Linked DNA regions of Homo sapiens: regions 2 and 3 are each linked to region 1. Evidence: chromatin contacts called from ENCODE Hi-C or POLR2A ChIA-PET data. All regions are on one chromosome and are shown on one strand. Each heading gives the region's core, a stretch centred on a gene start or an enhancer-like site at or near the end of the contact. The rest is flanking DNA. Distances are from core to core; before and after follow the strand shown.

The links. Hi-C counts contacts between places; a loop is a spot of excess contacts on that map. ChIA-PET counts read pairs that join two places held with the same protein, here RNA polymerase II (POLR2A). Pooled maps may share reads with other maps.
Region 2: a loop to region 1 is called in a pooled map, with 2.0 times the contacts of the local background. The contact joins the enhancer-like site here to the promoter of SNTA1 in region 1. A Hi-C loop is called at or near these places in 5 of 50 pooled maps. POLR2A ChIA-PET finds 5 or more read pairs at or near these places in 2 of 52 experiments (A549 and CD8-positive, alpha-beta memory T cell).
Region 3: a loop to region 1 is called in a pooled map, with 3 times the contacts of the local background. The contact joins the enhancer-like site here to the promoter of SNTA1 in region 1. A Hi-C loop is called at or near these places in 2 of 50 pooled maps. POLR2A ChIA-PET finds 5 or more read pairs at or near these places in 2 of 52 experiments (A673 and B cell).

Annotation. Positions count from the first base shown.
Region 1 is chr20:33,442,391-33,445,119 of GRCh38, reverse strand. It overlaps SNTA1 (syntrophin alpha 1), which reads left to right and starts at 1,357. Exons shown (of 8, transcript NM_003098.3): 1 at 1,357-1,809. The coding sequence starts at 1,500. RefSeq lists enhancers at 352-411, 383-883, 862-931 and silencers at 1,162-1,641, 1,752-1,811.
Region 2 is chr20:33,908,241-33,910,969 of GRCh38, reverse strand. It overlaps the pseudogene TPM3P2. Among named protein-coding and RNA genes, the nearest start is that of RALY, 84 kb to the left of the region's middle. RefSeq lists an enhancer at 2,642-2,729. Within about 2 kb of position 1,374, at least 6 of the 41 ENCODE cell types and tissues checked have a DNase peak (open chromatin) inside an H3K27ac peak, as active enhancers do.
Region 3 is chr20:33,881,881-33,884,609 of GRCh38, reverse strand. No RefSeq gene overlaps it. Among named protein-coding and RNA genes, the nearest start is that of CHMP4B, 72 kb to the right of the region's middle. RefSeq lists enhancers at 848-1,107, 1,288-1,407. Within about 2 kb of position 1,334, at least 2 of the 41 ENCODE cell types and tissues checked have a DNase peak (open chromatin) inside an H3K27ac peak, as active enhancers do.

The sequences.
Region 1 (2,729 bases), core at 108-2,607:
CTGCAGCCTGGACCTCCAAGGCTCAAGCGATCCTGCCACCTCAGCTGTGATTACAGGTGTGAGCCACTGTGCCCAGCTGGGGGTGCTCTTAGCTACTCCAGGAGGCTAATGTAAAGATAACACTTGGAAAATATTCTGCCAGCCCTAGGTAAGAGTAAGCATTCACTAAATGAAAGTGATTATTTCTATAGAATAGGGAGTCACAGTTTACCACGTGTTTTCACATTGATTTAATCCTCACACCAGCCCAGTGAAGTAGGTATTATTATGATCCACATTTTACAGATGAGGAAATTGAGGCCTAGAGCAGTGACGTGAGGGGACCAAAGTCGACTTGGAGCTAACAGAGGCAGCAAAGATTAGAAACCATGTCTCCAGTCGCCCAGACCCAGAGCCCCACCTTGCAACCCTCTTCCCACACACCAGTTCTGTTTTTTTTCTGCCAGGCCTCAAAGTGTGGGACTTCAGGCTTTTCTATACTCGACTGTGAACACAGCCAGGGGTTAATCTCTTAAACTTCCCTCCAGTTTTGAAGTGGGGATCCTGCCCACACCTCCCCCAAGCCCTAAGCGGTGTCGGTAGCGGTCTCCTCCAGGGGGCGGGGCCTGTCATCTTTAGAAGCCACGCCAGCGATAAGCCACGCCCACAGACCAAAGCCTCGACCCCCACCCCCCATCCCCCGCCCTCCCCGATAGGAAACCAACTTCTTCCTCAGCTCCCCAACTAGCAACTGTGCCCGCAAGGTCTCTCGCGGCTCAGCATCTACCTTTTTTTTTTTTTTTTTTTTTTGACACAGGGTTTCGCTCTGTCACCCAGGCTGGAGTGCAGTGGCGCGATCGCGGCTTACTGCAGCCTCGAGCTTCTGGGCTGTCATCTAGGCCTCCCAAAGTGTTGGGATTACAGGCGTGAGCCTCCACGCCCAGACGGTGTCTACCTCTTAAACTCAAGCCTTGGAGTCCAACGCTCTACCATACGCAGCCCAGCCCTCCGCCATATGCAGCCCAGCCCGATGCCCAGTGCTTCGCACCAGGATACGTGGTTCTGTCTCTTTTTCATGCGCTCCCACGTCCGGGAGTTACAGTCCCGGCCCTCGATGGGCATTCCGAGCGCCGAGCCCCCTGCGCGGGCTCACTGGGTTCCGCCCCCGACGCGAAGCCCCGCCCCCTGACGCCCCGCCCAGCACCACGCCTCCCGGGCTTTCGCCTTACTTAGTGGCCCGCCCCGCCGCCCTTCTGACCCACCCCGCTAGGTAGTCCCACACGGCGGCCCTCGGCTCCCGGGCCCCGCCCCGGCCTCCTGCATTTGCCCGAGGCCCCCTCCCCAGCACTGGCCACACCCCAGGGTAGCCCCGCCCCCAGAGCTCCTCCCCCAGCGGCCGGGGTAGGGTGGCGGCTGGCCCAGCCGGGCCCCCGCTGCCCTCTGCCCTGGGCGCTTGGTCGGAGCGGGCTGGGCAAAGCGGGACAGGGCGAGCGCGGCGGCCCGGGGGCTCGGAGGCGAAGATGGCGTCCGGCAGGCGCGCCCCGCGCACCGGGCTGCTGGAGCTGCGCGCCGGGGCGGGCTCGGGGGCCGGCGGCGAGCGATGGCAGCGGGTGCTGCTGAGTCTGGCGGAGGACGTGCTGACCGTGAGCCCCGCCGACGGCGACCCTGGTCCCGAGCCCGGCGCTCCGCGGGAGCAGGAGCCCGCGCAGCTCAACGGCGCCGCGGAGCCGGGCGCCGGGCCCCCGCAGCTGCCAGAGGCGCTACTGCTCCAGCGGCGCCGCGTGACGGTGCGCAAGGCCGACGCCGGTGGGCTGGGCATCAGCATCAAAGGTGGGCGCGGGACACCGAGGGCGCGGGGTCGTGGTGTCTGGGGGCAGCCGAGGGCGCAGGGGGCTGGCAGCGCGCCCAGGACATGGAGCTGGAGGCTTCCTGTCTGGGGGTAAGGGGGGTCTGAGGAAACAGGTAACGGAGGGCACTGGGCACACCAAGGTTGGAGGGGGTTTCAGTAGTTGGTGGCCTTAGGGGGCACGGAAGACACAGGTGTGGATAAGATTGTGGGAGCACCAAGGACACGTGGGTGGGAGTTCTGTGTGGAGGCGGGGGGGTCTGAGGGGTAACCAGCATGAACATCAAGGACAAGAGGGGTCCCCCGGAAAGCAGAGTGTGGAGAAAGGGGGTTGAGGCCGGGACACCAGTGGGACAGGGAGGAGGGAGTCCCTGAGAAGCAACCAAGGTGGGTGCAGAGGGGAAGCCTGGAGTCTGGGAAGCACAGGGGTGGATAGGAGGCCTGGGTGCAGGCACAGGCTGGGGTCACAGGCAGAAGGCCAGCAAGGACCTAGGAATCTAAGGACCCAGGAAGGCTGCAGGGAGCCCTGACAGCTGGATTTGGGTCTCCTGATCTGACTATCTCCACCTTGCACAGGATAGAGCTTTCAGCCCCCAGGACTGACCGCTAGTGGGGTGCAGTTAGGGTGCAACCAGACTGTGTTTGAATCCAGGATCAGCTGTGTGAGGTTGCAAAAGTCCCGTCCCGCCTCTGAATCTGTTTCCTCAACTGTATAAGAGGATGACAGAGTTGTGATGTTTCTGAGAGCAGGGCTCACCACACCAGCACACTGTAGGTGCCTAGTTAATTACTGCTGTTAGCGGAGAGGAAAAATGGAGGCCAGCAGATACTCCCAAAGCAACTAAACATAGTTGTTAAAATCCTTGCACACCCCCAGCTGCTGGGTTCACTATTCCTGCCCATC
Region 2 (2,729 bases), core at 125-2,624, 470 kb before region 1:
GGCTGGCAGGTTGCTGATCTTTTAAAGTTTCTTTCCCTACCTAATCCCCACTTTTTGGTAAAGTTTCTAGGAGGTCTGTTAGGCGTACAAACTGCAGCTTATTGGCTTACAATGTACTCTCCTTTGATGCCTCTTTGACGACAACTGGGAGAAAAAGAAATCAATAGTGCAACTGTTTTGATACTGAAGACTGATGAGTGTCTTTTTGAAATAAAGAACCAGGCCACGCATGATCGCTCATGCCTATAATCTCTGCACTTTGGGAGGCCAAAGCAAGTGGATCACTTGGGGCCAGGAGTTTGAGACCAGCCTGGCCAACATGGTGAAACCCCATCTCTACTAAACAAAATGCAAAGAAATTGGCCAGGCATGGTGGCACATACCTGTAATCCCAGCTACTCAGGAGGCTGAGGCAGGAGAATTGCTTAAACCTGGGAGGCGGAGGTTACAGTGAGCCGAGATTGCACCATTGCCCTCCAGCCTGGGCGATAGAGCAAGACCCTGTCTCAAAAAAAAAAAAAAAAAAAAAAAAGAAAGAAAGAAATTAAGAACCAGTCCCTCCAAAAAAAGACCCAAACAAACAAGCAAACAAACCCTGACTGTACAGCACTGGTGAGGATGTCAAGCAATAAGAACTCTCACACATTGCTGGTGGGAAGGCCAAATAGTTCAACTTCTCCGGAAAACACTTGGCAGTTCCTTACAAAGATAAATATACACTTAACAAACTACCCAGAAATCTCTTTGGCATTTACTCAAGTGAAACAAAAGCCTATGTTGAACCAAAAAACATATGAAAATGTTCATATCAGCTTTAATTATAATCATGAAAAACTGGAAACCCCAAATGTTTCCCCATTGAGGAATGGTTAAACTGTAGTCGAGCTATACAATGTAACCCTATTCAGCAATAAAAAAAAGGATGTCTACCTTAAGTAAACAGGAGAGAGACCTGCTCTCCAGAACAGTTGCCCTCCAGGACAAGCAATTGATACATACAAAAACTTGGATAAACTTCAAATATATTGTGTTACTTAAAACAAAGAGTTTATTTGGGAATAGCAGGAGCGATATGCATGCTCTGGTGAACCACAGGCATATCCAAAGGAGTTTCCTTTTATAGACAAAAGGAAAAGTTCACAAAAGCTGCTTTGAAACAAGGACCATTGGTTACAGGGGCCTCCTGCAATAGTTGGCATCCACTCATTGGTGAAGGCAGCCATTGTTAGTCAAGTGTTCTTGTGCAAGAGGCTTATCTGAAATTTTTGAAATTGTTGTGGTTTTCAGAGAGTCCTTACAATCATTCCAGTCATAGGCATATGTGCACGAGAGCCCTTCCTTCAAGGCCCATGGGCTCCATTTTGTTCGGGGTCAACATAAGTGACTCCATTTTGATTACTGAAAACGTCCACAAGGACCAGCAATGGATACGTGCAAAAATGTGGATGAATCTCAAAGGTATCGTGTTACCTAAAAGAAGCCAAAGCTACTGTGTGATTTCATTTATATGGCATTCTGGAAAAGGCACAACTATGGTGATGAAGAACAGATCAGTGGTTGCCAGGGGATCAGGGTGAAGGGAAGGTTTGGTTACAGAGGGCCCTGGCCACATGACAGAATCTGCTTCTATATCTTGATTGTGATTGTGGTTTCTGATTCTATGCATTTTTCAAGACTCCTAGAACTACACACCAAAAAGAGTGACTCTCCGCTGCATGAAGTGGCTCTTGCCTTTAATCCCAACATTTTGGGAGGCTGAGGTGGGAGGATTGGGATCTCTAGAGCCCAGGAGTTCGAGACCACCCTGGGCAAAATAATGAGACTGCTTCGCTACAAAAAAATAAATTAGTCGGGCATGGTGGTGTGCATCGGTACTCCAGCTACTCAGGAGGCTAAGGTGGAAGCATTGCTTAAGGCTGCAGTGAGCTGTGATCACGCCATTGCACTCCAGCCTGGACAACAGAGCAAGATCCTGTCTCAAAAAAAAAAAAAAAGTGACTCTTACTATCTCCAAGTAAGTTTAAAAATAATTTTTAAATGTAAAAAATAAAAAATAGGTTATACTTTCCTATTGAAAATCAGACCACCTGCAAGTCTGGAGCATTGTTGATTTAGGGCATGCAAGGATGCTGGTCCAGGCCCTCCCAAGCATGAGCTAGCAAAAGTGCTGCACACTCACAGCCTGCTTTTCCTCTGGGCATTACTTTTGCCATAGCCTGCTGATCCCCAGGACAGGGGGACTGGCTTAGCAGCAAACCAAAGACAACGATTCCTGGGCAAGTGATTTATGAAGTGCTCCTAGGAGAAACTGGCAGGAGTGGGGGAAGAAGATAGGAAAGAGAAAAAGCCAAGCAAGAGTGCACTAGCAGATAGCGTCCCAGCCTCAATCTGATCCCACTGGGAGCCGAGGAATGTAAATTACAGCTCGGTTTGTGCCTGGAGGCAAAGGAGCTGGACTCATGCTCTTGTGTATCTGCCCATCTATGGCCAAGGGCCACCCGGCGGGGAAGTAAACTGCAGGCACTTCCAGGTCCTTGTGCTGTGCAGCCAGTGGCTCCAGGAGCCCAAGGGCAATCCTCTGAAGAAAAATCTCACATGGAAGCTGTCAGATGAAAACACCTGGAACCTGGGCAAACAGAAATGCTAAGAGGATCCGAGGGCAGCTGGGTAGAGCTCCAACAGTGCCCGCTCCACCAACTGTGGCTCATCCGCCGGACGTTTACTCCCAA
Region 3 (2,729 bases), core at 85-2,584, 440 kb before region 1:
CACGGGAAGGAGTTTGGATTTTATACAATCCTTCTCCTGCTTCACTAGAGGCCATGGGATGTGGTAAGAGGTGCTGGGACATAGTGATGAATCTGACTCATCTTCCCCATTGCCCCCCCACAGCTCTGACCCCTGCCCAGGTGCTCCCAGCCAGGCAGGCAGATAAGGAGAGGATTTAATCCACTGTGATCATTCCTGAGGCAGAGGAGGTAAGGGAGACCCTGAGGCCCAAAGTGCTAGCCCTGCCTGAACTAGTTAGGTTAGTGTCTCTGGCGGGGCTGCCAGACTCTTGATTTGAGATGAAGAAGCAGAAGCATATCCCAGGCAGAGAGACCTGTGTGGGCTAAAGCCTGGAGAAATGAAAGGGCTGCTGGTGAGCTCTGGTAGGTGGGAGATATGGGACAGGGCAGCAGCAGCACCTGCCACACAAACATCCACTACCTGGGAGCTGGCTAAGGAAATGATGGTCAAGCTGTACCAGAGAATGAAGCAGCCTTCTCTCTGCAGATACAAAAAGATCTCCAAGATGTATTAAGTGCAAAAATGAAAGTATAGAACCACGTTCCTGATAAGCTACCATTTGTATATAAAGCATGTGTGGGGGTGGTAAATATGACGACATATTTGTCCTATTTACATTTGCATAAAGAAACTGGAAGGATACACAAGGAACTAAGGCATGTGGCAGGTGATGGGGACTAGGCAGGTGAGGACGATGCAGGAGTTAGCCTTGTTTTACTGTGTGCCTTTTGAATTGTTTTTGTTTTTGTTTTTGTTTTGAGATGGAGTCTCACTCTGTCACCCAGGCTGGAGTGCAGTGGCATGTTGTCGGCTCACTTCAACCTCCACCTCCCAGATTCAAGTGATCCTGCTGCCTCAGCCTCCTGAGTAGCTGGAATTACAGGTGTGCACCATCACGCCCTGCTAAGTTTTATTTTTTTTAGTAGAGACAGGGTTTCACCATGTTGACCAGACTGGTCTCCTAACCTCAAGTGATCCACCCACCTTGGCGTCCCAAAGTGCTGGGATTATAGGCATGAGCCACCACACGCAGTCCTGAATGTAATTTTTGAAACCCATAATCATGAAACTCATTCTTAAAAATTGAAGAGCAAGAGTACAGAGGATGCGGCGCGGGAGCTGAGGTCACCAGGGCTGAGGTTGCTGTCATAGTATAAAAAGAGACATACTGCAACTGTGAGATTAACAAGAGCCATAGGACCCACTTAAGCATCTCACAGGCCGGACACCAGGTGTCACTTAGCAGTTGATACAGCCTGGCCCCAGGATTTCCAACCCTGGCCAGGGGATTTCCAGAAAACAAGACCACCTCAGCACAGATGCAACTTTCATAAACCTTGAAACAAAGCTTCCCCTTACAAGAATAGCTTAAACTTCTTTTTTGAAAGAAACACCTGGCGACTAACCTAGACTGAACCCAGGTCTAGGGAAGGGAGAAGGATCCCCCAAACTCTGAGGATGGTCTCTACACAGAGACCCTCCTGGTCAGCTGGTCCTCTGACCTCCTAAGTGTATCTGGCCCGTGTCATTGATGTCTGTCTCGTAACAGCACAGCCAAAATAAATCACTTGAGGCCGGGCACCATGGTTCATGCTTGTAACTCAGAACTTTGGGAGGCCAAGGGAGGAAGATGGGTTAAGGCCAGGAGTTCAAGACCAGCCTGGGCAACACAGCAAGATCCCATCTTTTTTTTTTTTAAGAAAAGGATAAACCGTTTGAGCATCAGGCAGTGTCTAAGACTCATCTTTGACACGAATCAAACCAAAGGAGAGAAATCGCTCGTGGGGAAGCTGGTCACCTAGGACCACCCGAACACAACAGCTGCTTATGATTTGGGCAGTAGGGAGCCATGGAAGGATTTAAAGGTAGGGAGGAGGTGTGTGACGTGATCAGACTTGTGAGCAGCCAGTGCGGAGAGTGGTTCACAGGGGGCAGCATGGAGGAGGCAGGTGTGACCATCCAGCTAGTGCCTGGCCTCTGATCTAGGGCAGAGACAAGGAGGTGGGGTGGGGAGCAGAGCGTTGGAGGGGGAAGGGACAGTAGAAGGCAGAGCTAACGAGGCTCCACTGCCAGGCAGGGATGCTAACCAGCTCCTTCCCCTCGGAAAAGAGGTGGATGTCAAATCTTGAGCCCCGCCCAGCCACACTGGCCCCTGATAAATCCCCTCTGGCCAGTCATTACTCTTCTCACGTGCAGCCCCCTAATTGCCCAGAGATGAAGTGTCTGAGGCTGCCCTCTTGCCATGGCAGACAAATGCCTGTTTGAGCAGAAGCCGGAGGGAACAGGACAGATGGGGTCCTGTTCAGCTTCCCTGCTCCCAGATCCCGGGCCTCGCTGCTCCTGTGGGCTTTGGGAAACCAACAAGGGTTTGTGTTTAATGAGGCTGCCTGCTCATCCATCACGCAAGGCCAGTGCCTTGACGACAGCAACCACCAAAGATGAGGGCCAGGCCAGGGTCCCTGAATCAGAGCAGGGTGAGGGTGGGGCAGGCTCAGTGCAATCGAATCCAGGCTGTGTAAATCACCACACCTCTCCAGGCTGTGATTTCCTCACCAAAATGGGGATCATGTTTTATGTGGCAGACATTGCATGTTAACAACTCTACACCCACTTGCTCTACTTCTTTAGGAGGAGAATCACATTTGTTTTCAGGATGGGGAGGAAAGGTACCACTGAAAAAACTCACTCTTCCCGCTTCCCTTGGAGCA